2 separate regions of the Mus musculus genome follow, and region 1 is linked to region 2. Evidence: chromatin contacts called from ENCODE Hi-C or POLR2A ChIA-PET data. All regions are on one chromosome and are shown on one strand. Each heading gives the region's core, a stretch centred on a gene start or an enhancer-like site at or near the end of the contact. The rest is flanking DNA. Distances are from core to core; before and after follow the strand shown. Region 1 holds the start of Ampd1 (adenosine monophosphate deaminase 1). Region 2 holds the start of Bcas2 (breast carcinoma amplified sequence 2).

The links. Hi-C counts contacts between places; a loop is a spot of excess contacts on that map. ChIA-PET counts read pairs that join two places held with the same protein, here RNA polymerase II (POLR2A).
Region 1: POLR2A ChIA-PET joins it to region 2 with 10 read pairs in embryonic stem cell. The contact joins the promoter of Ampd1 here to the promoter of Bcas2 in region 2. A Hi-C loop is called at or near these places in 1 of 37 maps with a recorded cell type or tissue (adrenal gland). POLR2A ChIA-PET finds 5 or more read pairs at or near these places in 2 of 5 experiments (Patski and embryonic stem cell).

What each region holds. Positions count from the first base shown.
Region 1 is chr3:103,071,437-103,078,929 of GRCm38, forward strand. It overlaps Ampd1 (adenosine monophosphate deaminase 1), which reads left to right and starts at 2,578. Exons shown (of 16, transcript NM_001033303.2): 1 at 2,578-2,681; 2 at 3,971-3,982. The coding sequence starts at 2,660.
Region 2 is chr3:103,167,857-103,175,344 of GRCm38, forward strand. It overlaps Bcas2 (breast carcinoma amplified sequence 2), which reads left to right and starts at 3,799. Exons shown (of 7, transcript NM_026602.4): 1 at 3,799-4,009; 2 at 4,092-4,184; 3 at 5,419-5,489; 4 at 6,484-6,645. The coding sequence starts at 3,917. It overlaps Dennd2c (DENN/MADD domain containing 2C), which reads left to right. Exons shown (of 19, transcript NM_001384113.1): 19 at 1-1,882.

The sequences.
Region 1 (7,493 bases), core at 1,328-3,827, 98 kb before region 2:
GAGACTGAAAGATACACATTCATGCTGAGTGTGTACCAAGGAGGCACAGTGTCAGATCTGGAGCTAGAGTTGCAATGAGTTGTGAGCTCTCTGATGTGGGTACTGGGAACCAAACCCAAATCCTCTGCAAACACGCTTAACCATGTCTACAGCACCAGTCATTTTTGAGAGACGAGCAGGTGATCTTCTGGGAGTGCTGCCACACCCACTCCAGTAAAGACTGTATGGCAGGCCCAAAAGCTTGGATGCAGTCCTGAGGCCGAGTTTAACAGAAACTCAGTCTCCTGGAACCTTGGCACAAATGCTCCAAACCTGTTGCTGCATTAGTCAGTGAATGGGTCTGTGTGCGTTCTTTCAGTATTGTTTTATTATAGGGGCCTCCAAGAAATGATTTTATAAATAACCTAAATCAAATTAAACTTTGCTTCCTGGCCTTCACCAATGTGCTAGGCAGGCCTTGAGCTGACCCTGAGCTTCGAATTTTGTAAAAATGTTATTCATTCAGACAAAATGCCCCAGTGTTGACAGTTAGTAATCAGGCATCTCAGTTTGCCAGATAGGAGCAAGTATTCTCAGGGCTAGTTCAAAACAGTAAACGTAAAATTCTCATTGCAAACATGAATGGCAGCCTACATTACATAATAGTAGAAAGAAGGTGGGTTGTGGTTTTAAGAAGAACTAAAGTATTATTCATAAAAAGGTTAGTAAAACGAAATTCCCCTGGTGCATGTTTTTCACTAGGCCTAGAGAAATAACATAATTAGGTATTTACTAAGGGACCCCTGGTGGTGGGTTTAACAATAGACTAGCATTGCATCAGATCTTTCACCTGGCTCCTGTAAATAGCTGATTTTAGATAGGGCTGTTCCTATCTCAGTTGTAAACACTGCCTGGCTCCTGCCAGCTTTTTATGTATACATTTTCTTTGTTTTGTGTAAAGAACCATTATGCATCTCGATGTCCCATGGCTGATGTGTTGCCTAGCTTTCTTGTTTTTCTTCTGTATTATAAGTCTGGTGGTTGCTTTAAAAAATTACAATCAGATACAACACTCTCTCTAGTGTCCGTGTCTGCTTTCTCATCCACTGACCCCTTGCTCACCTATACCAGTATCCTAGTTCCCCACGGGTTAAAAGACCAACTGAGTCCAGTCTGTGACAGAGGGCATGATGGCATCCATGGGTGCAGTCATGGAAATGTGCACAATATCTAAACTCCATCCTAGTAACAAGCCTGGGAGTCAGTGGCGAGGCTCAGCAGGAAAGGTACCTGCTGGAAGCCTGACAACCCGAGTTCCATCCGTGGAACTCACACTGTAGGAGAGAACTGACTCCCAAAAGTTGTACTCTGATTCCCATACAGCACAAATAAATAAATAAAATGTAATTTCAAGATGTTTATTGCACCAATATGTTTGTGTGTGCTCTACAGGTGTGTGACTAGCCTTAGCGGCCAGAAGAGAACATGCAGTTGCCTAGGGCTGGAGTTACAGATACTAGTGAGATGTCATAAGGGTGCTAGAAATTGAACCCAGGAATTTGACATGAGCAATATGTACTCTGAACCTTGGAGCCAACTCTAGCCCCCATTTTTCATTAAGCACAAGGAGAGAGTTTCCTGACCTACATTACAGAATTAGCCCAAATCCTCTTTCACCACTAGAAAGCAGCATGATTTGTTTTTTTCATAGCATTCATTAAAACCTGATATTATTTTAGAAATTTTGTGTGATATTGAGCCGGAGTTTCCTGTACCCCAGGCTAGTCTTAACTTGCTACATAGTTGAAGGTGACCATGAATTCACAATCTTCCTGCTTCTACTCCCTGAGTGCAGGCATTCTCCATCCCGCCTAATTTTCAAGAGTGTTTTATTGGATATTGTCTGTCAGAATTTAAGTAGGAGCTTTATCTTTCTTGCTTACTATATGCTACTGCCCAGGCCAGTCACAGCTTTCAAACAATGAGATCACACAACTGGTAAAAGTGTGTGTGTGTGTCTGTGTGTGTGTGTGTGTGTGTGTGTGTGTCTGTGTGTGTGTGTGTGTGTGTGTGTGTGTGTTGAGTATATGTAGTGTGTATGAGTGTGTGTGTGTGTGTAAAAGAGTTGTGTGTGGCTGTGCATGGGAGTGTGTGAGTGTGGTGTGTGTGATAGAGCATTTGGGTGTATAAGTGTGAGTGTTAAGTGTGTGAGAGTATGTTTGGGTAAGAGTGTGAGCAAAAGACTTATGAACGTACGATGACATTCACCAACTGCAGAAAGCCCTCCTGGTGTTAGGATGCTCCTTTTCAGAAGCCCCTGACACTGTGCTGTAAGTGGAGTGGAAAATAAACACAGGATCACATCGAGTAAGAAAAGGCACACTTGATGAGCCAGCATGTTTGTGGGGAATGTTGAAATTCGATTTCTGGCCACTATCGCTACCTTTTCTAAAATTCCAAGATAAAGACTGGAGGCTTCACCTGTTGCTCACTGTCGTTGCCTAAAGCTATAAATAGGTCTGCAGCTCATCTCCCCTTTTAGCAGGGAAGGGTCAGATTACAGGGGGCAAAACAAAATAATAAAATGAGTGTCCTGGTATTTCAGAGAGTCATTCCGCCATCCCCACAGTCTCTCTCCTTCCTCTGCTGTGCTATCCTAGAATCAAGGATCCCAGCCACAATGCCTCTATTCAAACTAACAGGTAGGTGTGCAGAAAGGATTTGGAGAATTTTTTGGAAATCAGGGATTTTTTTTTTTTAATTTTCCGTATGCAACCATTCCTTTAACTACTGTGTCAGATTCAGCAACCCTTTATGTGGGGTTCATAATAGCTTCAGATGGACACGTCAGGCCAAGGCCAAGCATTTTCAGTGTTTGCTTTCTTTCTGGTAGTGGGAGGAGGGTTATTTTCTCAAACTATATCTTTGAATCCCTTAGAAAACTGATTTCACAGCCCAGAAAAGGGTTGTCAGTCCTGTCCTAAAGATCATGACCATGGGAGGAACGTTAGCCCAGACTGTTCCAGTGTTCTACGGTCCACACTTGAACTCAGAGGATTCTTTTAAAAAAGAAATCAGTTGTATGCGTGTTTCACTGTAAAATGCCAGACATGTGAAATAAAAAGAACAATTACACCAAATGTTAAAGTAATAAACACTCACTTAGGAAAACTAGAAAATAGTAACTTAAAAAGTCACATAGTCTTGTTGAGGGATTCACAAAACATTTCCGAGTTCAGCGTCTCAGTCTGTGGGTTATGGGAGAGTAAGAACGCCGTTAAGAATACAGTTGCATTTCTGTTACACCTGGGATTGTTCAACTTTTGGGCAGGATAAACTTTAGCTTAACATAATGTGATGACGATTATGTATTTATTCCAAGTGCTTCCTAAAACCATTTGAAATGGCTGGATGATATTTGAGTTTTCTTAGTTATCTCCTGCGGTTTTTTTTTTAAACCATATTTTACATGTATAAACGTCCTCCTGACCTTATTTGCATCTAAAACTTTCAGAAATGGTGGTTCCGTGGATGCTACCCACTTGTTCGGTGCTACCAAATAAGCTGCTTTGTTTGCCCAGTCCCAGCATTGTTTGAGAGTTCTAGTGCTCTTCAACAGATTAATCCTTTGTTTCCCTTTAAATTTCCATCCTACAAGTACCTTTAGCGTCTCAGTAGTGGAGTGTGAGCTTGACATTAGCACACATCCCAGGTTCAATTCCCACCCAGCACCACAGCCCTGCAAAGAAGTGCTTTTTAAAGGATATTATATGCTTAAAGACATATGCTAGGAAGGATGGGAAAGAAAGCATTTAGTGACCTTATCCCCACAATGGCCTTGGGCAGTGCGTAGACTGAAGATGAGCTAGAACACTTGGCCTACTCCTCTCTGTGGCAGCCTACAGGCTGTTTCTCAGAGCCTGGGTTCATGGCCACAACAGATGCCCAGAGTTGTTCATATGTCGTGTCTCATTTGTTTCACTTCACACAGGTCAAGGAAAACGTGAGTATTTTGGACTATTTTTCCTGCCGATTGCAAGTATCTGTAAAAGAAGTGACAGTGTTCCTTAATTTACAAAGGGGCCTATTTCTCAGCAGTGTTTATAAATGGAACCACTCAAAGCCAGCAATGATCAGTAATAACCGTAGATAGCAAACAACCTTCATGGTTCTCCTGGATTTCCAAAACACAAAAACTAAAAACAAAACACCCACTATTTTCCTCCCGTAAAGGAAATGTGAGCCAGGGCATGTAATCTCAGCATTGGGGAGGCTGAGGCAGGGGAATGGAGAGTCCAAAGCTAGCCTGGCCCCCAGAATGAAAATCTGTCTTAAAGTATAACCAGAAAACGCACAGGCAAATAAAGGCCACCTCCCAAGTCACTTGTTTGCTATTTTTAAATAAACCATACAGATTAGTAAGCAGAGTGTACTAAACCTCGAGTTAGGTGATCCTCTAGTGCAAAACAAATTTGGTTGTGATTTTTTTTCTTTTTTTGGCCAGATAAAACATGATTTTCGATAAAATTAGCTTTAGTTGTGCGTTCTGCCCACTCTCCAGTTTTAACGTTCTTTTGCTGACTGATGTGGTTCTGTCTCCAAGTTCCTTGGTAAACTGAGATGTGGGAGGCTGGAGCCTGCAAGTTGGCCTACCCCACACATGAATGAACTCTGCTGGGAAATAGGCCTGGCTTTCCGGACCTGCGGGCTGTGGAAGTGAGCATGGCGATCTTTTTCTCAAGAGCTGAGTACTTCCTGCATTGGTAATCCCGGGTATTAGAGAGAGCGCTACACAGACTTTAAATATTTCACATTTGATCTCCATGGTAGCATGCCGAGGGTGACTTGTTATTAACATCCTCCTTCTATGATGATGAACCATGAGGCCCCTGGTGACTGTGGTTTGTTCAAGGCTACCCAGATGCCATGGACACCCTTTCCCACCTTAATCCAGTGCCCTGTTTTGCCATTTTACCTTTTTCTTTTCTATCTGTCCTGAAATAGACATCCTGTCCCTGAGACACCACCACCCCTCAGCCGTCTCATGATCTCAAACATGCTAAGAAGGGGTCGGTAATTATCTCCACATGCCCGAGGAGATTTTTTTTCCTTCCTGAATTTGGATTGTCAGCACATCTTATCTACTTACTTTTAAATACCAACTTCACTTTTTCCTGCCTGAAGTCACCATCATGCCCAGAAGTAGTGGGAAAGGCAGTGCCCTCGAATTAGCGATCGAATTTCAGCTGTGCTTGCATGGTGTCAAATCTGCTGTCTAATTCTGTGGAACCAAATAGCAACCATATCATTTTGGGTCATCACGTAAGCTACTTGAGGATATAACTTTCAGTCGTCGATAGTGGTTTAGAGAAATGCAGCCTTAGTAAAAAGCTATACTTTTTAAAAATGTATGAAGCAAGTGGATATAAACAGTCCCAGATAATAAATGGTTGTTCCGGAAGAGCCAGGATGTCACCAGATGGGATAGGGTCTCTGGCATCAATTCTATACGGTCCCTTCCTAAGGTCCTCAACAGCACTGCCACAGGCGCAGCACGACAAGCCATTGACACCTCATTCTCATCATCATAACCAACTGACCTATCTCCATTTGCCCTTCATGGCGCATGAAGCATCTAACTTCCCCTGCCACTCATCTCCGAGGTGCCCATGATACTCTGGGAGGAACGATGCTATTTCTAGGGGTCAGCTGGGGAGGCCTCAGCCATCACTTATGTCTACTTACCGTTCCATTTGCTTCGCTGTGGGCTACTGTGCTTGCCAATGAACGACTAACAGCTCCCAAGCTCGCTTCTCGATTCGAGGTTTCTGGATGTGTTGGAGCATGACAAGACAAATGAGTGTTCGAGATTCAAGTAACACCATCTTCCCTATTAACTCTGCCATCACCGGCCAGGATTTTAATCTAGTCACCTGACATCGTTGGTGACATTACAAGTCACTCGCTATCATTTCTAATGGATGCTTTATTCCATCCCATCATAACTACATATCATCCTTAATGGCCCAAAGCTAAACAACTGTGAGCTTGCCCAGCACTGCCAAATAATTACCTCATTCAGTTTAATCTGATGCTTTGTTTTTCTTGAAGGGTTTCCACACACATTGTGTCACAACAGCCTTGAGAGTGAGGTTGGGTGGTGTTAGTACCCCTACTTAACACGAAACGGTTAAGGTGAAACAGAGCAGGGTGAGGGAGTTGATAAGCACAGGACTTGAACTCATTATCCACTACATCTGATTGAAAATAATCACCTTTTGGAGGCCTGCATAGACCCGGGCACAGAGGCCATTCTCACTGGGTCAATTGCTCTGTCATCTCCATGGCAAATTTCTGTGTCTGTTGCTCCAGTAGCTCTTTGCTGTTCTCAGTACTGCTCACCAGCTGTTTTCTAGAAATACCAAAAGGCTCTTAGAAGTGTGAGTTAGAAGATGGCTAGTGAGCTGGGTATGTAGAGAAGACAGTGGAATTCAACAGAAAAACAGACACTTTTGGGCCACCGCTACCCCAAATGATGAAACTGGGTCTTACATCCTGAAGGTCTGGGGATTATTCACTGTCAGGGTTGTGGAGCTCAGCCTTGTTTCTTCATTTTAAGAATGGGAAAACTTTGGCTGGGTGGTGGTGGCGCATGCCTTTAATCCTAGCACTTGGGAGGCAGGGGCAAGTGGATCTCTGAGTTCAAGGCCATCCTGGTCTACAAGAGTGAATTCCGGGACAGCCAGGATGACACAGAGAGACCCTGTCTTGAAAAAAGAAAGGGAAGCAAAACAAAGCAAGCAAACAGAATGGGGAGATGTGGGCTGAGTCCATGCAGTCCCTGGAACCCACCACATGGTGGAAGGAGCAAGCTGACACCCCAAGGTGTGCTCTGCCTCTCTCTCTCTCTCTCTCTGTCTCTCTTTCTGCCTCTGTCCCTCTGTCTCTGTTTCTTTCTGTCTCTGTGCCTCTGTTCTGCCTCTCTCTGTCTCTGTCTGTCTGTCTGACTGTCTGTCTGTCTCACATTCACACACACACGGGGTGGGGGTGGGGGAATATAAGGAACAACAGTAGGTTGGCTTTCTAAGGGTCACTCATTGTCAAAGGCCATGCCCACAAGGAATGGACTCCCATCACATACTACTAAGCTTTGGCAACTCCCTTTTACCACATAACAACATATCATAGATGTCAAGCTTAAAAAAATCAAAAAACCAACCAACCAACCAACAAACAAACATGGAGGTTAGCTCCCAGGATCATCGATCCTTTTTATAGTGTCTTCAAAACTATCAGGAAGAACCAGATGACCCAATGGAAAGGACTGTGTTGTGTGATAACTATAAAACCAAGCTTAGCCCTGCCAGGAAGAAGTAATGTTACATGAAGAGTTTGTCCTGTAGGAGTCTAGCTGCATCTGTAGGGTTCTTCAGATGTGTGCTCCATACACAACCCTGCAGTAATGTGAAAGCCAGCCTGGAGCTCTGGTTGGAGATCAGGGAAACCATGAAGCC
Region 2 (7,488 bases), core at 2,549-5,048:
AGGATCTGGATGCTCGGGAGAGTCCTGTAACATCTGTGACTGTAAAAGGAGAAAGACTGTTGGAAAACTCTCCTGTTGCTGCAGACCAACTGGGAGCAGTCTAGAACCAGTGCGCTCTCTTCTCCTTCTGATTTGGGGACTGTTTTGTTTGTTTGTTGTTTTTGAGACAGGGTCTCTCGCTATAGCCCTGACTGTGATGGAACTCGTTCTGTAGATCGGGCTGGCCTCAAATCCTGATGTCACAAATCTCAAAGATCTCACAGAGGTCCTCCTGCCTCTGCCTCCCAAGTGCTGAGATCAAAGGCGTGCACCGCCATGCCTGGGCTCGTTATTTTACAGTGGTGTTTTATCTTTGGTTACTGATGGGTGCAAGAGCCTCTGCTTTGTGCTTGTGGTTGTCCTTTACAAGGAGAAGACTCAGAAATACTTGGTGTTGAGTTCCTAAAAACAATGCAAAGATGAGATTGACAGAGAAATAAGGAGAATAATGAGAGTTTCAGGTACTAGGGAGACAGACATGGAGGACACCATGGTCACACGATTCTCATCACTGAAGCATCATATTGCTTTAAATACGTGGACGGTTTGTGCTTTCTAATTCCAGTACTGTCACCATTGATTAAACCCCCCTTTTGTCCCATGTCCTATCTTGGAGAATTTCACTCATGTTAGAACTTTAAAAAAAAAGCAGACACCAGGCATGGCCTCCTCAGAACACGTGTCCTGCTGGGATAGCTTGCTTCTCATATGTCAGCATTATGCTTTATGGAATGGAGCCAACATTAAAATGTCCTTTTAAGGACATAGCTATCTGAGTTTTGGTGTTTACAATTTGCAGCACTGTGATAATCTACATGTCATCTTATTCAAGCTTTAGATCAGCTTCATGATATTCTACAAGAAACTGGAGTTCAGAGAAGCTAAGGAATTTGGCCAGTTATATACAAGAAAGAACTAAGCCAAACACTTGACTTATGAACACATACAAAGCTGGTTAGTCCTACAGCTGTAAATGAACTCTTTATAGTGATGTTTAAAGTTCTCTGTGGAGCACACCAGAGCTTCCTTTTTGGCTCTGATGAGACGTTAAGCTATGGGGGTCTAGACAAGGTTTGTTCCTTTGTTTCTTCTTCTGCTGCTGGGGATAGGACCCAGGGCCTTTTGTGTGCTCTGCCACACTGGTTATTTTTACATCGGTGTGAGTTTTTAGTGTTTCCTAAGCCTCTTCATCAACCAGATGCTGAAAATCTAAAGTAGGAGTAGCACCTGGGAAAGGGAGTTTGTCAGTGAGGGTACAGTTTTCATTGATAAGTGAGAAATGTTGTGGTAAATGTCAGTTGTTTTCTGTAACCTTTGCCCACTGCTTTACCTGGCATGGAAAATACTCATTCAGACTTGGAAAGTGTTGTTTGTTGTACTGGGATACAACTCACTGACTTGTATAGTATTGTCATTGTCACTCATACTAGGGTGTCTGAATGAATCCATTTAAGACTGGTGCTGTGCAATATAGTTCCCACACATGGGTCCAGGGAAGAGAACTGAGTCTGTCCTTTCAAATGTTAGTGCAGCTCACCCAGGGGAGCTCCTCCCAGACAGCTCTCTCCTTTCCTTCTTCCTACACTCCAATCCCGATGGAACAATTCATGACTGGTTGTTTATAAGATGGGGAAGGAGGGTTTACTGTGGTCAATCATGACTGTCCCTCTGCAGGGAGACTGCTTTTGGGAGAGTCTTAACCTTCTTAAGATCTAAAGCTGCTTCCTTTCCTTGAGTTTGTTGTAATTTGTTTTTGTAAATGTTGTGAATTCTAAATACGTTTGTAAAAAGAATTGTTCAATATTTCTATCAAATGTTTACAGATAAAGGCATTTTAAAAAAATTCCCACAGATCTCTTGGAGAATTTAAAACAAATGCACATAAGATGTGTAGTGGTTACTTTTCTATTGCAGTGATAGAACATTGACCAAGCAACTTAAAGAAGAACATTTGCCTTGGCTTACATTCCAGGGCTGAGAGTTAATTCAGGTGGAGAAGCATGAAGGCAGTAGCGGGAGAGTTCACATTTTCAAAGGGCAACTTGAAAGCAGAGAGCAAAAGTAACTAAACCTCTGCAACAGCGCCACCAGCTGGGGACTGAGTGTTCAAATCCCTAAGCCTATGTATGAGAGGCAGTTATCAAATCACAACACACACACTTTACATAAACCCATAAACAGCACATTTACACAATGTAAATTCGTAAATACTCAAATCCAGCTTAGACTAACCAGGATTATAACCGAGATCAACTTTTCCAAAGCTCTTGGTTGAACGTACACTGGATAGCTTATATAGTCTCACAATCTTTTTTTCATTACCTCTTAGTCTGGAAGATATTTTACAAAGAATGTATGCTAACTACAGCCTGAGGGGTTGAGAGGCAACGTGGAGTAATATTTTATTACCACAAATCCTAAAGGCAAAAATGATTGGGTTTTGTATAGGCCCTAAAGACAAAAAATAGCAAGATTTTCTCATTATTTTATCTGATCACAGCCTTCCCTCCCACCTATCCTCCTACTCCCTCTCTTCTCTCCTTTCCCCATCTTCTCCCTTTCTCCTCAGAGAAGGGGAGGCCTCCCGTGGATATCAGCCTTGGCATAGCAAGTTGCAGTAAGACTAGGCCTATCTTCTGTTGAGGCTAGACAAGGCTGCCCAGTTAGGGGAAGGGGGTCCAAAGGCAGAGTCAGAGACAGCCCCTGCTCCAGCTGTTAGGGGTCCCACAGAAGCTGCATATCTGTTACATGTGTGTAAGGATCCAGGACTGTCCATTGCAGCCTCTTTGGTTGGTGGATCAGTCTCTGTGAACCCCTGCGGGACCAGGTTAGTTGATTCTGTATGGCTTTTTTTGTGGTGTCCTTGACCCTTCTGGTTCCTTCATTCCTTCCTCCCCTTCTTCCACAAGATTCCCAGAGCTCTGCCTAATGTTTGGCTGTGGATCTTTCCATCTGTTTCCAGCAGCTGTTGGGCGAAGCCTCTCCTGTCTGGAAGTGTAGCAAAACATTAATAGTGTCAGGGGTGGGCTTGCTCTCATGGGATGAGTCTCAAGTTGGGCCTTGATCATCCCCTCAGTTTCTAGTCCATCTTTATCCCCACACATCTTGTAAGCAGGACAAATTTTGGTTTTGTGGGTAGATTGGTGTCCCCATCAATCCATTGGAAGTCTTGCCTGGTTCCAGGAGGTGGCCATTTCAGGTCCTATATCCCCTGTTGCTTCAAGTCTTATGGTCACCCTAGCATATTCCTGTGAGTTTCCCTTTTTCTGGGCTTCTAGCTCTCCCCTGAGTTGCCTCCACTCCAAGGCAGAGCTTCTAAAATGAGGCATTTTATAGTTATAATTACAGTCATGGAAGGGATGAGGTGTTTGCAGTGCTGCGGACTGACCTGGTTTTGCCATTGAGCCGCACCCCTCAGGTTGTTGGATCTAAAAATTTAATTGGAAAATAGGCGCACATTTCTAGTTTCTATAAAAGAACATTCTTAAGGGACCGGCTGCGAAATGAGGATAAAGCAAGGGAGCGCTAGAAGCCCAGCACTATGTGAGTCTAAACAATGGAAGGTTAAAGGATGTGGAAAATATATTTCTCCCCTCCAGCCAAGTCCAGCAACCACCTCTTCCGAAGTCTGCCCTACCCACTCCTTCAAAAAAAAAAAAAAAAAAAACGGCACCCATACAAAGAAAGGCACCCCGGCACGCCAGCACGTGATGCTTAGGCTTAGAGCCTAGTGGCTATAATTACCAACTGCGCGTGCGCCCGAATCGAAGCCCCAAAGGCAGCGGCGTGTGTGACGTCATTCCAGGCGCAGGCGCAGTGGAATTAGAACCGAGGCTGCGCAGACTCAGAAGGCGCTCTTGAAGCCTAGTGCCGCGCGATGGCGGGCACGGGCTTGGTAGCCGGAGAGGTGGTGGTAGATGCGCTACCATATTTTGACCAAGGCTATGAGGCACCCGGCGTGCGGGAAGCGGTGAGTGCGGGTCATGTGCGGCGGGTCCGCCGAAGGCACGCCGCCCTTTCCCGCCGCGACCCTGGCCTGTTCTCGTTCTTAGGCGGCGGCCCTGGTGGAGGAGGAGACGCGCAGATACCGACCTACCAAGAACTACCTGAGCTACCTGACGGCCCCGGATTATTCTGCCTTTGAAGTAAGTGTGCCTTTGAAGTAAGCCAGGAGGCTTGCGGACTTTGATACGGGAGTGAGGGCTTTAGCTGTGTAAAGTGAACTCCACCTTCCAAGTTAGCTGGTGCCTGCAGCTCGTACTGAGTGCCATGTAGGTGTGAGTCGGTTTGAAACCGCCAGATGCGCATGTCACGGGCTTCGTACTACAAGAACCTGCGAAATGCTCCATTAGTTTCTGCAGATTTGTTTAATAGTGTGCACCTCCGTGTGTGTGTGTGTGTGTGTGTAGAAGAGTCATGGTACATTTCACAAAAGGGCCCTTTATTCTCTAAGGTCCACTCAAGAACAGGTATCACTCACGAGATTTTAATATTTATAATCTTAAGTACCTGTACTCTTTGCCACCCCTGGAGGGAGATTCTTTTGTACCAAGTCTCAGATAGTTAACAGGTGTATGAATGCCTGAACAAGCATGTCTAACTGCATGCTGTTTTTAAGTGGTTATTCTACAAGTGCAACCAAAAAACACCACTTAGATGTTGTTAGAAGCACTTTCAGGCTGAAAGGAGACTGCTCCATGCGCAGGGATGTGTGATACTTCGGATCTAGATGCCAGGTTTTTAAACTGGGTTGTGACTCCTCAGTGGGGGTTTCATAACTGATGTGGGAGCTGCAAGAAATTTGGCAAGAGTAAAAAGTACTAACCCAGAAATTAATTGAAAACTCAAGTCCCAGATCTAAGCTCTGGTCCATGTTACATCATGTGACTTCACCATTTACACTGTACCCAAACAGTTTACACTGTGTCAGTTCGTCATGCAGCAGCGGAGACTTCCTGAAATGATTCAAGACTGTTGTGTGTTGTGAATTACAACGTGACGTGGGGCTGGGATTAAAGCTGTTTTCAGAGTTCCACAGCTGGCTGACTACAGGGCATTGAAAACTGCTGGTTTAGGGTTAATCCTTGAGAGGTGGACTCTTCTATGTCCACCTCCTTTCATGCCTGGGCAGAATATGGAATTAAAGAATATGCCTATTTCTTCAGATTCTAGATAGAATTAACCTCAACTGGGGGATGTGTCAGTGGCCCTGGGTTCAAATATTAGCATCCTTTTTTTTTTTTTTTTTTTTTTGAGTAGTGATTGAGAAGGGAAAAGATTCGCTATAATGTGTAGTACAAAGTATAAAATCTCAGTAAACTGCATTCATTATTTTCAGCATGATTCTGTTACTAATTCTTTGTGGTGTTTGTGCATCAGACAGACATAATGAGAAATGAATTTGAAAGACTCGCTGCTCGACAACCGATTGAATTACTCAGCATGAAACGGTAAGATGAGGTTGAGCTATGGTAACAGCTGCTTTGCCAGTGGTTGGAAGAGTGTTTGTGTTTGCTGCTGTGGGTAGGAAGTGAGAATAAAAAGAGAGTACCAGCCGGTCGTAGTGGCGCACGAGGCAGAGGCAGGCAGATTTCTGAGTTCGAGGCCAGCAAAGGTCTACAAAGTGAGTTCCAGGACAGCCAGGGCTACACAGAGAAACCCTGTCTTGGAAAAAAAAAACAAAAAAAAACAAAAAAAAAGATTTATTTATTGTTATACATAAGTACACTGTAGCTGTCTTCAGACACACCAGAAGAAGGTGTCAGATCTCTTTATGGATGGTTGTAAGCCACCATGTGGCTACTGGGAATTGAACTCAGGACCTCTGGAAAAGCAGTCACTGCTCTTAACTGCTAAGCCATCTCTCCAGCACTGCTTATCAGCTTTTTAAAAAGTTGCCTAAAGGGCTGCTGAGGTGGCTCATCGGTTAAGAGCACTGACTGCTCTTGCAGAGGTCCTGAGTTCAAATCCCAGCAGCCACATGGTGGCTCACAACCATCTGTAATGCAGATCCGATGCCCTCTTCTGGTGTGTGGAAAGACTGCGACAGTGTACTCACATACATGAAATAATTAATCTTTTAAAAGTCTTTTTTTTTTTTTTTTTAAAGCTGATAATTAGACATTACCTAAGAAAGGTCATGATAGACAAATAGGAACAAGAGACATGAGAGTCTTGGTGACTGTCACAGCTCATTTAACTAGTTCACATTTATGGAAATAGGGTTTTTTTTGTTAGTTTTATCTGTAAATCAGTTTCCAAACTAACAGGTTTCTTTGTACTGCCTGATCTACATTATATCCTTGGTCTCTGTGCATGTGTGGTCGGGAGTTGATAATTTGTGTCTTTGTCTTTATGTAGTGGGCATATGTCCATGAGAATTCTGTTGGAAGGAGTGATGAAGGCTTTGAAAGATACATTGGTTTGTTTGTTATGTAATTTCAGATATGAACTTCCAGCCCCTTCCTCAGGTCAAAAAAATGACATTACTGCATGGCAAGAATGTGTAAACAATTCTATGGCTCAGTTGGAGCACCAGGCGGTCCGGATCGAGAATCTGGAGCTGATGTCACAGCATGGATGCAATGCCTGGAAGGTGTACAATGAGTAAGAGGCGCTGGGCCTTCTCTTTCTTATCCTGTCCCACCCAGAGTTGCTAGTGTCTTTTAAAGTGTGGTATGTTTTTAATTCCAGCAGTTGGTGTGGGAAGCTAAGGTGTGGAGGAGGGCCTGCCTGGCTTATATTTTGAGTTTAGTCATCCTAAGCTCATATAGCAAACCCTGTACCCAAAATAATAACAAGAATGCTAGATTTGACATGGGATTGTCTCAGAACTACACCAACGAAAGGCTACCTTGAGTCCTACCTTAGAGTTCACTAATGCTGAGCTATCCTACATCCACGTAACTACCTACCACGTTCACTGTACTGTATAAGAAAATGAGCTCTGAGGGTGATCTGCAGAATATCACTTGATAGAATGCACTCCTTAATGGGCAGATGCTTAAATAATGGGTTCTCGTATTCACATGTCATGTTGCTTAAAGTCCTGACCAGGGTGGCCGGCCGCTCACCTTCTGTCCAGCAATGCTCAGGAGGCTGAGGTCTGGGGATTTCCATGAGTTTCTGGCCAGCTCGGGCTCCAGAGTGAGATCTTGCCTCAAAAAATAAAGCAATAAAGTTTCCCCTGAACACAGAATCAAGGAATACTATACTGTTTCTCCTAGGGGAAGTATCTGTACACACACATATACATCTCTCACAATTACCTCTTACAACTTTTAAGTCTAAAAAAAGAGCTGAGCGCACAGGAGTATTGCTGCACATTTGAGGCTAGCCTAAGCACACAAAGCCTCCCCTGGCCACAAAGTTAGTCCCTGGCTTATTAATAGATCAATGCCCAGCACCTAACTTCTAAACTATGCTGCTCACTGGAGAGCTAAAATTAAG